5 separate regions of the Homo sapiens genome follow, and regions 1, 3, 4 and 5 are each linked to region 2. The links are chromatin contacts, found by Hi-C or POLR2A ChIA-PET in ENCODE. All regions are on one chromosome and are shown on one strand. The core of a region is the stretch at or near the end of the contact, and the rest is flanking DNA. Distances in the headings are between cores, read along the strand shown.

Evidence for each region. A loop is a pair of places that touch in the nucleus more often than their neighbours do. ChIA-PET counts read pairs that join two places held with the same protein, here RNA polymerase II (POLR2A). Pooled maps may share reads with other maps.
Region 1: a pooled map shows a loop between it and region 2 (3-fold over the local background). The contact joins the enhancer-like site here to the promoter of TEX48 in region 2. A Hi-C loop is called at or near these places in 22 of 37 single-sample maps with no recorded cell type and 10 of 50 pooled maps. POLR2A ChIA-PET finds 5 or more read pairs at or near these places in 7 of 52 experiments (CD8-positive, alpha-beta memory T cell, OCI-LY7, activated CD4-positive, alpha-beta T cell and 4 more).
Region 3: a pooled map shows a loop between it and region 2 (5-fold over the local background). The contact joins the enhancer-like site here to the promoter of TEX48 in region 2. A Hi-C loop is called at or near these places in 1 of 168 maps with a recorded cell type or tissue (naive thymus-derived CD4-positive, alpha-beta T cell), 1 of 37 single-sample maps with no recorded cell type and 12 of 50 pooled maps. POLR2A ChIA-PET finds 5 or more read pairs at or near these places in 2 of 52 experiments (activated B cell and activated CD4-positive, alpha-beta T cell).
Region 4: a pooled map shows a loop between it and region 2 (4-fold over the local background). The contact joins the enhancer-like site here to the promoter of TEX48 in region 2. A Hi-C loop is called at or near these places in 1 of 168 maps with a recorded cell type or tissue (naive thymus-derived CD4-positive, alpha-beta T cell), 2 of 37 single-sample maps with no recorded cell type and 11 of 50 pooled maps. POLR2A ChIA-PET finds 5 or more read pairs at or near these places in 11 of 52 experiments (AG04449, BJ, CD8-positive, alpha-beta memory T cell and 6 more).
Region 5: a loop to region 2 is called in a pooled map, with 2.5 times the contacts of the local background. The contact joins the enhancer-like site here to the promoter of TEX48 in region 2. A Hi-C loop is called at or near these places in 7 of 50 pooled maps. POLR2A ChIA-PET finds 5 or more read pairs at or near these places in 2 of 52 experiments (T-cell and activated T-cell).

Annotation. Positions count from the first base shown.
Region 1 is chr9:115,033,662-115,036,361 of GRCh38, reverse strand. TNC (tenascin C) reads left to right here. Exons shown (of 28, transcript NM_002160.4): 21 at 121-264; 22 at 1,028-1,158. Among named protein-coding and RNA genes, the nearest start is that of TNC, 83 kb to the left of the region's middle. RefSeq lists an enhancer at 1-976. Within about 2 kb of position 1,346, at least 9 of the 41 ENCODE cell types and tissues checked have a DNase peak (open chromatin) inside an H3K27ac peak, as active enhancers do.
Region 2 is chr9:114,680,758-114,683,457 of GRCh38, reverse strand. It overlaps TEX48 (testis expressed 48), which reads left to right and starts at 1,266. Exons shown (of 5, transcript NM_001199233.2): 1 at 1,266-1,423.
Region 3 is chr9:114,957,290-114,959,989 of GRCh38, reverse strand. No RefSeq gene overlaps it. Among named protein-coding and RNA genes, the nearest start is that of TNFSF8, 28 kb to the right of the region's middle. Within about 2 kb of position 1,314, at least 12 of the 41 ENCODE cell types and tissues checked have a DNase peak (open chromatin) inside an H3K27ac peak, as active enhancers do.
Region 4 is chr9:114,988,607-114,991,306 of GRCh38, reverse strand. No RefSeq gene overlaps it. Among named protein-coding and RNA genes, the nearest start is that of TNFSF8, 59 kb to the right of the region's middle. Within about 2 kb of position 1,371, at least 2 of the 41 ENCODE cell types and tissues checked have a DNase peak (open chromatin) inside an H3K27ac peak, as active enhancers do.
Region 5 is chr9:114,337,919-114,340,776 of GRCh38, reverse strand. All of the region lies in intron 21 of AKNA (AT-hook transcription factor), which reads left to right. Among named protein-coding and RNA genes, the nearest start is that of ORM2, 9.5 kb to the right of the region's middle. Within about 2 kb of position 1,521, at least 5 of the 41 ENCODE cell types and tissues checked have a DNase peak (open chromatin) inside an H3K27ac peak, as active enhancers do.

The DNA.
Region 1 (2,700 bases), core at 97-2,596, 350 kb before region 2:
TTTTCCGCAGGGTCACTGAAAGTTTCGATGTTCGAAGGAGGTGTGTATGTGGTTTGCCAAGCCCACTCATGGCTCAGACAGTGAGAGGTGACTGCCTTGGTATGTGTATTTCATGTTTAGTGCCAGAAATTACACGCACGGTGTCCGGGAACACAGTGGAGTATGCTCTGACCGACCTCGAGCCTGCCACGGAATACACACTGAGAATCTTTGCAGAGAAAGGGCCCCAGAAGAGCTCAACCATCACTGCCAAGTTCACAACAGGTACAAAGACACTGAGAGCTGGAAGCTCTCCCTTCTGGGGTGCCCACCCACAGCCTGCATCTTAAACAGGAACCGCTAGCCAGTTCTTCTTTCTTAAGTCAGGGCCTTGCAATGTGATTACATCAGCATCACTTAAATTCACCAGTGCCCACTCAGTCAAGGCCTGAAGAAACACACTATTTCCTTTTGAACTGAAATGACCTTGGTCTCCCCACGGGGAAGGAAAAGATTTTAAGAGGAGGGCTTTGTAAGTGGAAAAACAGTTCCCACTGGCCCTAAACCTAGTATTTAATGATCCACGTTCCAGGCAGGAAAATATTTTTGAAGAGGCATATTTTTTAGGCAATTTTTCCTAGATGTTTGTTAGGTTTCTATACATTGAGAGCTTTTTACAAACTATAGCAAGCAGGGAAACAGAGGAACCATCCTCTCTGTCAGGGTGAGTATTGATATTAGCATTCATCCATCCTCTTACTTAGAAACAAGGGGCTTGATAATGATGTTCACAGCTGTATACTTCTCTCTAAATCCAACCAAGGCCAGTTAGAAACATCCAGCCCTTAGGATGAGATAAACCATAGAGAATTTGTCTTTGGAGATCATCTGGCTCAACCACCTTATTTATACAGAGGAAGTTCTTGCCAAAGGTCACGTAGTTCAGTGGTAGGGAAAGGACTTGAACCCAGTCTTCTTGATACCCAGCCCGAATTTCTGCCCTACATTTGCTGATCTTATCCGATATTAATCATCCTGTCTTCTCCAGACCTCGATTCTCCAAGAGACTTGACTGCTACTGAGGTTCAGTCGGAAACTGCCCTCCTTACCTGGCGACCCCCCCGGGCATCAGTCACCGGTTACCTGCTGGTCTATGAATCAGTGGATGGCACAGTCAAGGTATTTTAAGTATATAACAACTCCTCAATGCTAGTTGAAGCATTTGCATGATCTTCAAAGTATGGAAGAATTACCTGATGCTGTTTTTCTACCCCAGTGCATCTGGGGAGCTGAAAAAAAAAATTAGTAGAGACTGGATGGCATGCCAGACCTTCTGAATCATACTCTCCAGCCTCTTTCATTTTAACCAGACTCCAGTTCTGATAGGCAGCCAAGATCAAGAACCACTGCTTACAAGACTTGAGGACATTTTAGGAGCTGGAATCTTGATCCTTTAATATTTTGTTGAACAAAGGCCAAAAGGTTTCTCTGCATGTTTGCCATATGTATTATCTCACAGATGGTATCTTTATATTATATATTGTAATATGTTTCACCGTGTTCTTATGATATCAACTGTTAATACCATTTTTATCCAGTGTTTATATTATTTATATTCGCTACCCAAGAATTTTCTTTCTTTTACCTTTTAATTTGAAATAACTTTAGATCTTCAAACAAGCGAAGGAGATTTCCTAAACTTTACCTTCCAAACTTGTTATTGAATTTTTCATTTTGGTTATCTCACTTTATATTTCCAAGATCTTTTGCTTGTTCTCCACACATTGATCTTTTTCTGGCATTTTGTTTGTGCTTCCTATATCATCATCTCTTTATCTCTAAGAATATGTTGCTGGTATTTTATTCTATATCCTGCACAGTGTTTGTTACAAGTTTCTTTGTTTTGCTGCTGTTGTTGAGTTTGGTTTGGTTTGGGTTTCTGTCTTTCATGTTGGAGACATCCACCCAATGTCTGTTGATCATGGTCTGTCTTTTTGTATTTGAACTAGGAATGAAAGAGCTAATAGGGAGTTAGCTCAGGCAGGGCTTGTCAACTTTGTGGCTCCCTGCAGAATGATTGGGCAAGTACCCACAGTTTTCTTGGGGGACCCCCAAATAACAGTGCCATAAAACCTGGCCTCTCACTGTGTACAAACTTTCATCTTATTATGTTTCCAGTGTAGCACCTCGGCCTCCTTGAAGGCTGAGCCTGGTGGATTTGAATCCGGACTTCCTCTCTGGCTCAACCTTTCCAGAGAGTAAACCTCAGCCTACCATCTGAATGGGAAAGGGCAGTCATTTAGACTGTTGGAGGGAATGAGGAGATCTTAGAGTCTGTTTCTTACAAAAAAGCTTCTAAACAAACCAAACCTTTGTTCAACCACACTCCACATTGGCCTTTAAAGACATCTCTGCTTTTGTACACATTCCTTTACTGAACTTGCTGGACTCTGTGACTTGCACCAAGCAGCCTCTGACTAGCTCTGCCCATGCTCCTTAGTTAACCTCAGCCTTCTTCATTCATTCCCCTCCATGGTCTCTCTACCACTCACTTTCTATCTACCAAGTTTCTGGCACACCTGTTGCTGTCTCCTCTCCCATTCCCCTCATCTTCATGGATTTATACCTTACATTCTCTTGCTCTCTTTTTAGTGGGTTTTAGAAGCAAGTAGAGATGAGTGGCTGTATCCAATCTGTCATATTTAACCAGAACTGGACACA
Region 2 (2,700 bases), core at 17-2,516:
GAAAACCAAACACCGCATGTTCTCACTCATAGGTGAGAATTGAACAATGAGAACACTTGGACACAGGGCGGGCAACATCGGACACAGGGCGGGGAACATCACACACCGGGGCCTGTCGTGGGGTGGGGGGAAGAGGGGAGGGATAGCATTAGGAGATATAACAAATGTAAATGATGAGTTAATGGGTGCAGCACACCTACATGGCACATATATACGTATGTAACAAACCCGCACATTGTGCACATGTACCCTAGAACTTAAAGTATAATTTAAAAAAAAAAAGAATGTGGCTTTACCTGTGAGCTTTCAAAGGCTGTTTAACTCACCATCAAATATTTATTAAAGGAATTCAGCACAGCTGTGGAGTCACATCACCCGCCCCAACCACATGAATGACCCCACAGCTGTGCTGAATTCCTTTGCTTTCTTCTGTTTCTATTGTATCCAGTGACCTCTCTGTGCATCAAATGATAGCACTGATTGAGAACATGTTAATCCAATGTGGCTTCCCCATATATGAATAGTACTTGGTTGTCCTAAATAAAGGAATGGAAAGAGTGCCCCATAAGCTGAGAGATTTTGTCAGGACTCCAATACAAAGTGATTCCTTCTTTTCTGAAAAATAAATAGGGAAGAAAATGTCACTTCATTTTTGCATATGTTATTAATAACTACCCTTTCTTAAAGTGCTTACTACATCTAGATACCATGTTAAATGTTTACCTGATTTCATTTAATACTTAAAAATGCAAACAGGACATATAATTATTATTATTCCTGGCCAGGCGAAGGCCACACCTATAATCCCAGCACTTTGGGAGGTCAAGGTGGTGGGGTGGGGGGGGGGGGGTCACTTGAAGTCAGGAGTTCGAGACCAGCATGGCCAACATGGTGAAACCCTGTCTCTACTAAAAATACAAAAATTAGCCGGACGTGATGGTGCATGCCTGTAGCCCCAGCTATTTGGGAGGCTGAGGCATGAGAATCGCTTGAACCTGGGAAGCGGAGGCTGCAGTGAGCCAAGATTGCACCACTGTGCTCCAGCCTGGGTGACAGAGTGAGATTCTGTCTCAAAAAAGAAAAAAAAATTATTATTATTCCCATATTGCAGAGGGAGAACCTGAGCGTGAAGTCACTTTGCCTAAGGTTACTACCCAGTGGGCGGACAGAGACAGAATGGCACCCAGATCTACAGCATCCAGTGTTGTACTGCCCCCTTCTGGCCATCCTCTAGGTGCTTCCTGAGGCCCCAGGACTTGTGCCCCAGTATACAGTCTGGTGGCCAGCATGGCATCGTGCTCAGCAGAACTTCTCCCTCCTCCTCGCTGTTGTGGTCCAGTCCAAACATCCCAGCCCCAACATTCCCTGGTTCCCCAGCTCTGTGACATCACAGACAGCCTTCTGTCTACTCTGCCAGCTGCAGGTGAGTGGGGCTCACAGTTTAAACCAAAGGGCGGGAGGTGATAATTTTTCTGTACTAAAAGGCACAATGTCCCCACCACTCCTGGACACCTATTCATTTTGCTCCAAGAAGCAATCCCCATCCTTCATTTGCTCTAACCTCACTGTTTCTCTCTCTCTCTGGGTCCCAGTCTCCACCTGTGCTGAATGACCTCCCCCACCCCCGCCCGCAGCGCCAGAAGCCTTCCTGTTTGACCTCATTCATCTTTCTTCTGATCAAAGTGCAATGGGGTCACTAGAGACCTGAAGTTCATACCCACTGGGGACAACCCAAGGGCCCTCTTCTTTGGTTTCTGCTTCCCTCTAGAGGGGGTCACTGGTAGTGCAAGAAGTGCCACACATCCCCTAGGCATCTCCCTACATATTCATCAGCATCAGAACCTTCATCTGTATTTATTAAGCCTTTACGACACACCAGAAAGCTGTGCTAAGCACTTTCCATCATTATTTAATCCTCAGAACTACCTTCTATTGTAGATACTATTATTCTCATCCCCATTTTACAGGTCAGAAAACAGAGATTCAAAGAGGTCATAAATTCTAAATTTCCTAGCTAACAGTAGATCTCCAAGAATTATACCCCCAGAGAATGTGCTTGTAACTGATACACTGCTCTCCCTAAGAGCCTTTTCATTTCTTGAAGAGGGTTCAAAAACTCAAAGCTCTCTGCTGTCAACACTTAGAGGAGAAAGTGGTTCTACTACCCTCTTTCTTGCAAAATTTTCTAGTAAAGATGTGGAGAGAGCATCAGCACGGGGTGTCAACAAACCTGCGCTTCAGATCGCTGCTGATAATACGGACGATCTCCACGGTTTATTTTTAATTGAAAAAAATCAAGGTGCAAAACGTGGTGTATAGTAAGCTATCATTTGCATTAAAAAGAGAGAAAAAGAGAATTTGAATAACTACATTTTCTTGTATATCCATAAGCTGCTTTGGTGGAAGATGCCTGCATTCACTACATGAAACAAAAACTGAATTTATTTCTGGTTAAACAAGGGAGAACTGTGCTTGTATGGCAAAGTCTCTGAACAAAGCTCATGGCTGATGCATAAGGGGCTTTGGGAGGTGTTGAGTTCGTGGACTGGTGGTGTTTCAGAGGCAGCAGTGTTTAGGAATGGTAGACCTTTAGCTATGAAATGTACCTACTGGCATGTGTCTGTTAGAATGGTTACCAAGGGAGTTTCATTAATAGATTAAATGAGTGTCACACAGGTTCTGGGGATTCGTTGTTACCGT
Region 3 (2,700 bases), core at 65-2,564, 280 kb before region 2:
ATACAAAGCTTTTATGTGTATTATTCACAATTTGCCTAAACTTTATGTTTCTGTGTTTTATCCTCCTTTTAAATACGAAGTGAGGACTCAGGTTAAACAGCTTGACCAAGGCCACACAACTAGTAAATCAGGATTAAACCCATATCTATCTGCCTGTAACATCCGTGCTCTTAACTACCCACCACACTGTCTTAGCATAGAATTGCCTCCTCTATGAAGACTTTCCACCACCCCAAATCCAAGTCAGTCACTTATTATTCTCTGCTGCTATTTGTTTACTTGTCTGTCTCTCCTGCAAGACTATGAGCTCTGGGAAAGCAAGGTTGGCTTGATTTCTTGCCTTGCTAGCACCTAGGAAAGGGCCAAACACAAAGGATATATTGAGTAGTTGTTTATTAAATCAAACAGTAATGAAAGGGGGGCAGATAAATGAATGGATGAATAGATGGGTTTCAAAGAGAAGTTACAGCAGCAAATACATAACTCTAGCACCCATAGATCAAGTATTAATTAGGGGAAAACCAAAAATATTTATCTGCAAACAATGGCACCTACATCCACTGTCTCTTACCTTTGCCATGTCTTTCATATCTCTGCCAATTTTGTATGTTTGCTACCTCCCCTTTTTTCCTTCCCTTCCTTTTCCCTCTCTCCCTTCCCTTTAAATACCTGTAATATAGAACTGAAATCATACGTGTAATATTTTCGTTTGTTGTAATTTATGATTCAGATATAAATAATGTTTCCTCATTCTTAATTTCAAAATCCAGTGCATGGAACATTTTTGTAATGTCTAAAAATAAGATCCAAAACACAAACACCCACAATTGTCTCTCCTGATTTAACAACATACAGTAAATTGATATTTTTTCTTTTTTCTTTGGTGAGTCAGTGACCGCCAAAAGAAAAAAAAAATTATCCAATCTTGTTCAATGATAGGAAGTAAGAAGATTTCAGCACCTACTAAGTGCCAGTTGTGTGTGTGTGTCTGTGTGTGTGTGTGTGTGTGTGTGTGTGTGTGTGTCGTCCATCTTCTTATTTGCATTTATAGGGAGACAACTAAGGCTCAGAGGTTATGTAACTGTCCCACTGTTACCCAGGAAGGAAGAGGAGAAAGTAGGATTCAAACTCAGGATCCATGATTAGTTCTCTCGCATGAAATTAAAGACATCATATGGTAGAACAAACAAAGAGAAAATTTGCCTAGTTGAAAACAAAAACCTAGGATTAAGGAACGCTTTTTCAAGGAGAGCACCAAGGTTACTAGAACACCGTTTTGTAATCATGGGTGTAGAGCTTGCATGCTGACATTTCCTATGATTCAGCTCTGCCGTCCTACTCGGCTCTTTACGAAATTAAACCACATTTTAGAAAAGGAAACAATATCAGACTGATAATAATTTCTGTTTAAAATCAGATAATTTAAAACAAAGGTGAAAACCAGTGGAATGACATAGATTTTTATCTCACCTGCTAGTCACAGAAATGTTGAGTGTGAAAAACTTTGAATTCCAAATTCCAAAAATAAAACTTTCTTTGCTGGCTCTGGAGGTTTCTCATATTGTTTCACAACCTACATGCCCACGCCCCCACTCTCATGGCATCTGCTTCCTCTTCCTCCCCCAGCCCATGCCATGAACCCGAAGGCATGCGACAGGGAGGGGGTCTAGGGCAGAGAAGAGCCCAGGAGCCCTTCCCTGCAAGGGCACTTCTGAAAATCCCCAAACACCACTTCACCAAAATTCTCTCAGGCTGCTCTGGGCTGAGCAAGAGTGGAAGAAACCAGGCAGGATGTCAGCCGTGCTTATGTTCTCAGAATTGCTACTTGGCCACAGTTTTCTCTGGCTTGAACCATAGCAGTGGGCAGAATGGAAAGTGTATGAAAAGAAAGTGCAACTGATGGTCTTGGAGAAGTCCTCAGAGTGAAAGCAGGAGGCGCCTGTGGGAGACTTCAGCCCTCGCTAAAGCCAAATGGGCCTAGCCAAGCTGCCTGGCCCAAGGTACCAGTTCCTACCCTCCTGTCCAGATTTTAGGGCATTCTTGGAGCATCAGTATTCTCCCCTCATACCTCATTAGCTTTCGATTGCATTTTGCACCTTCATTCTTAAGAAGTCATTTGCCTTGTTAAATGTGAGTATTCCCCAAGGCCAGTGCTAAGTCTCTGTTCTTCTGGCTGCATCTCAACAAAGTTGTAGAGTCAGAACACTATTGTGGTTGAACATGAGGCATGAGTTTAGCCAGATCTGACTTCCAGTGTGGGCCCTGCCAATTATCAGTTTTATGACCTTAAGCAAGTAATCATCTTTCTTCATGTCATTCTCTTCTTGAATTACTCTGCGAGAACAACTCTCTAACCTGTTTTCATTTCCCACCTCTAATATAGCCAACTGCCTGCTAAACATTTCCACTTGGACGTTCCTTTATTGCCTCAAGTATGACAAATGAAAACCATTATCTATTCTTCCCCATCCCCCCAAAATCTTTCATATTCTTTCTTTCTGCTAAGACAACCATCATGTTTTGTTCTATTTTGCTTTTGAGATGGGGTTTCACTCTGCTGTCCAGGCTGGAGTGCAGTGGTGTGATCACTGCTCACTGCAGCCTCCACCTCCCCAGGCTCAAGTGACTTTGCCACCTCAGCCTCCCAAGTAGCTGGGACTGCAGGCACCTGCCACCATGTCCTTAACCAGTATTTTTTGT
Region 4 (2,700 bases), core at 122-2,621, 310 kb before region 2:
TCCTACCAACCCTGCACACACACACACACACACACGCACACAAAACATGCACGTGCACACGCCAACATCCTTGAAAATAGAAGTAGTTGTAAGATCCAGTTCTGCCCGGTGAGTTGTAGGTAATATTCAATGAGTAGAGGTCATGGTTAACTTCTCTGAAACGAAATGTCCCCTCTGGCTTTTGGTCCTGCCCTTCTTTGCACCGGAAAATAATTGTGATGGCTGGAGGAGCAGCACCCATCTTATGACCTGAGGCTGAAGGATATACTCTAGGGTTGGGGTTGGATGACTTTGTAAAAGGAGGGAGACTAAGTCCTCAATGACTTTGTAAAATTATTTACTTTTTAGTAGAGACACTGAAACTCAAGCAGCCTAATTCCAGGACCCACATTACAATTAGTTTGATGAGTGTTGGTAGCAGGAGGTTTGGGGGTCTCCTTCCATTGATACTCAGCTCAAATGGCCCTATGCAGGAAACCTTGCCTAATTCCCAGGATAAATCAGGATTCCTTCATTTTATAGGTTCATGGCTCACCATCATTTTCCCTCTGGCAAGTTACCACAGTTATTTGTGTCACTATTTGTATGATGCCTGCATCTACTACCAGACTCTAAGCCTTGCAAGATATAGATATAGATCTAAAACTAGATCCATATCTCCGTCTCCACTGATCTATCTATCTATCCCTGTCTATCTACCAACCTACCTATATAAAGCCTTTGTATTCCTGATGCCCAGCACAGTGCCTTGCATAACATAGGTCCTCCAATGTTTGCCAAGAAAATGAATGAATGAATGAATGAAAGCCATGAGTTGAAACCACATCTTCAGAATCCTCCATCATTTCTACCAAGAAAAACAAGATGTGAACAAACAAATTTAGGATTTCTCAGTTTTTTATAAGAACACAGACACCCTTGAAGATTCAAGGGCTGATTGTTCAATATGATGGCCCTTCAGGGACTTCCTCTGGGCATCGCATGGCTTCTCAGGATGCACAAAGATTACAAGGGCAGGTCTGGTTTCCTCTTTAGGAGAGATTGAGTGAAAGAAGAAGCTGGTCCTACCTGAAGTCTGGGGATCATGTGTGTGTGATTATCAAGATTCATGCTCTGTGCCACTCCCCTGAGAGACCCCCAGGCTGTCCCCCCATCACCCTAACCTCTGATCAGTCTCCAGGGTCAGTGACAGAAAGCAACAAGCCTTTCCACGGTTCTGAATTTGAGCTGCTTGTGCATTGAGCACTGTCAGAGCCACATCAAAGGCTAAGGTTGGGTTGCCAGGTCTACACTGAAAGTCCTCAGGAGCCACAGCTCGGGAGGCAGGGGCTCTGGAGGCGCCCCCAGCTCCCTGGGGGACCAGGTACTTTCCTGAAGAGAACACATCACTCAGCTCTTCCTGTGCTTTTACTGTAAACTCTTGGTTTATGATGCACCTAAGAGGAAGGACAGAGGGGAAAGAGAGAGACAGAGACAGAAAGACAGGGGAGGTTGACTTGAAAGAAGCACAGTAAACAGCAACTGATTCTTACATGTTCAGAGCTGGGAGTGGCAGTCCCCACTGAGAGGCAGAGACTGAGGCCCAGAGAGGGAAAAGTGGCTTGCTCATGCCCAGGAAGCTGAGAGAGGAGAGAGGCAAACCCAGGCCTCTTTAGCTGGTTCTCTTTCCACCACATCTACATAGTCACTCTTCCTGAGAACCCTCTAGGATCCAGAAATGAATTGAGCTCTCTTTGATAAGAGAGGACCCCAAGAAGGAGCAGGGGAACGGCAATTATAGGTACCAAGAGCCAAGTATGCTCATGGCACAATGGCGGACTCAAGTGTCATCCCTTCCAGCATGTGATAGTCACTGCATCTCAGAAAATACGTAAATGAAAAAAGCCAAGGCCTCTGCCCTCACTGAACTCCCAGTCTACTGGGAGAGTCAGACATGCGCCCAGCAACATCCAATACCTGGCAACCTTGGAGAAGGGTTAGCAGTGCACAGAGGAAGGATTTGATGGTCAAGATGGGAGAGGTGCAATGGGAATCAGCAAAGGCGTTCTGGCCTTCGGGGTGAGTATGTGTTCATTGGTGGAAGAAAGGTCACCACAAGCAGAGGGACATAGGTAGCAAAGGCCTCAAAGTGGGGAAATACGTGGTGTAATCCTGGTGAGTCACCCTGTGACTGAGGCTTAGCTTTTTCATAAGGGACAGTTGCAGAGAGCTGACTAGGAAGGTAATTTAAACCATTGATGAAAACCCCAAAGCCGGAAGCCTGGCTTTGTGAATGTCTTAGTGCCCAGTGCAGGGCTAAGCACCAGAGACCCATGCTCTGGATGAATGATAGTGGGGCCTGATCATTGCCTACCTGGGGGCTTAATGAAGTGTAAAACCATGTTCACATCTCCTACCACCTGGGAGTTTGTGCCAAAAAAAACCCTAAAGACCACTTACAAAGCAGTACCTATCAAATACTGGATATTCTGAAGCACAGAAATCCTGTGGTAGACATGAGGATGAGTGGTCAACATAACCCCATCACCCATCTAAAAGCTTTATGAAATGGCTTACAATTAATTCTTCCAGAGAATAAAGAGACAAGAGACCTGAGACACAGTGACAAGCACATGGCAAAATGGATGACAACTAAGTCTACCATCGTGCCTATGTATGTTTGGCTTTATTTATTTATTTATTTGAGACGGAGTCTCCCTC
Region 5 (2,858 bases), core at 272-2,771, 340 kb after region 2:
CGTAACATCAGTCAAGCCAGGAGAGGCAGGGCAGCCGAGACAGAAGTGGCTTGGGTTTGGAGTTGGCCAGAGCTACCGTGGAGTCCCATCTGCCCCCTAGTAGCACTGTGGCCTTGGCAAACTAACTTCCTCTCAGAGCCTCCACTTCCCCATCTGTTAAATGGAGGAAGAGTCTCAACCACGTACTTAATCCTGTGCGTGAGGATTAAGTGTGGCACGTGGCAGGAACCAAATGAGAAGTGTGTGGAGTTTGTGGTGCCATTTGGTCACGTGCTCATTGCTGAGCAAACAGTAGCTTCGCCATCACAGAGAATGTTGCTATTGCTCAGTGTTGTCACTAGTAGGAAGAAGAAGGAGTAAAAGTGGGTTCAACATGATAGGATTGTGCAGGGACAAAAGCCCAGTCCCCAGAAGTAGGAAACCTGTCTTCTTGTCTCAGCTGTCAGCAGCTACTTCTCTGCCTGCTTCCCCTGCTGTGAAATGAGTCGATTGGGACTGGATGTCTTCAGTGGCTGTGTTGCCAGAAGCCTGGGTGTGTAGGCAGTGAGGGCCTGCGTCACTGTGAGGGCTGGTGCTTGGTGGAGCAGGGACCCAAGGCGCCATCCAGCCCTGGTCCTCTATTCGGGGACCAGGCCTATAAATGTGCTTTTAAAAATTTTTTATGTATATGTGTTTTCTGAGACAGGGTCTGGCTTTGTCGCCCAGGCTGGAGTGCAGTGGCGCCATCTTGGCTCACTGCAACCCCCATCTCCAAGATTCAAGCTATTCTCATGCCTCCTCCTCTCAAGTAGCTGGGAATACAATAGTGTGCCACCACACCCGGCTAATTTTTTTGGTATTTTTGGTAGAGATGGGTTTCGCCATGTTGGCCAGGCTGGTCTTGACCTCCTGGCCTCAGGTGATCTGCCCGCATTGGCCTCCCAAAGCACTGGCATTACAAGGTGTAGCCACCGCGCCCGGTATGTAAATTTGCTTTCTTGCTGCCCTCTCAGCTGAGTCTAAGCAAGTCGCTAAGGAATCTTCCACTCCAGCAGAGATGAGAACCAATGCTGCATGCTCAGACCTCCAGCAGACACGGGGGAAAGCGCCTGCCAGTGTTCCAACTCATTGATCGGGAAAGGTTTTGCCCAGAATTTGGTGACCCCACGGTAGCCATGGAGTCTTTACTTCTCCTGAGGCCCCATTTCACATTCTTCCAGGCTCAGGCCTGTGGGCAGAACTCACCAGGTTGCTGTTTCCAACTCAGGATGGGCGGGTTATACCTATGCCTCAGTTTCCTTCTCTGCGAAATGGGTTGTGCTGAGGATTGAATGAATTAATGCATGGAAAGCCCATAGTACATAGAAGTTGCCAATAATGATGGTGCTTCTAATGCTGCTAGAATTTGCGCTGGTGACACCCTGAAATTTCTCCAGCTGCTGGTCAGCAGGACTGAACGGGCCCAGTGGTTGAGACCAGTGTAGTTTGGAAAGCGGAGTGGGCCTGTGCTGCCCCCTGCTGGGCAGCCGTCCCATAGCCCCTGCAGCCGAGACTTTCCAGCCCAGAGGGACTTTTTCAGTGTTGGCCCTAGGGAGAGTTTTGGGTAACTTTCAGGCCAAGTTGGTCATCAAATTAACAGAAGGTGGGGGTGTATGAAAACCCAGCCCAGACAGTCCCTACTTTTACAATGGTTCGATTTATGATTTTTCGACTTTACAGCGGGTTTATAGGGGCATAACCCCATCGTAATTTGAGGAGCCTCTGTAGTTACTTACACCAGACGGTCCCTAGAGGAGGGAGTGCAGGCTGCTGTTTTGGGGATGCAAGAAGCCCGTTCATACAGTTCAGATTATTTTATCAGCATCTGCTGCTTGCCAATTAGCACACATTAGATATGTGGGGAGAGTCGGGCCCAGGTGTGAACCCATGGCTGCCCCTTCCAGCTGTCTGACTCTGGGTCTTAGGAGCTCACGTTTATGGAGCACTTACCGGAGCCAGGCAGTGCCAGCTTTTTACCTGAATTTTCCATCAGCTCTAAGCTGAGAGGTTGCTAACTGTGGTCGTTTTAGGTGGGAAAACAGAGGCCTTGCAAAGTGACTTAGCTTGTCCAGAGTCCCATGAGTAGCCCAGCAGAATGACTGGGATTTGGGGCAGGGCTCCAGGGCCTGAGCTGCTAAGGCTGGTGCATTCTACTGCCTCCTGAATCACTTAGCTTCTCTGAGCTCCGCTTTGCTCATCTGTAAAATAAAGATAAAGGCACCAACTGGTACATGGGTACCAAAGATGAGGATGCCAGCCCTGGGCTAGGCACTGGGTTTAACTGTTGGAGGAACTGTCAGACTGTTTTCCACAGTGGCTCCACCATTTACATTCCCACCAGCAGTGCTGAGGATTCCAGTTTCTCCACATTCTTGTCAACACTTGTTGCTATCTGTCCTTTTTGATGTTAGAGGGTGTGCAGTGGTTTCACTTTGCATTTCCTGATGGCTAAGGATATGCATCTTTTCATGTACGTATTGTCCATTTGAATAGCTCCTTTGGAGAAATGTCTGTTTGGATCATCTGTTTCTACACACTGTATAACAATGCAAGTTAGACAGCAGGGGCTCAGGAATAAAGCCAGAGTTTACAGTGTGCCAAGCAAGATGCCAATGAATGACTCTGCTGCGTCCTCCTAAACTTATTCCTGATTTAGGTCCATGCTTCTTTATCTCCCTCCTCCACCACACACACCCTTTATTTAACAGTGCTGAGGCCACACCCCCTCTTGCCCACTGCTGGTTTCCTTGAACCCTAAACTTAGTGGCCCTGATGGATGCCATTGTCACCTCTTAGGGAAATCCGTGCTTCATCTCAATGGGCTTGTCAGCCCATTCCCA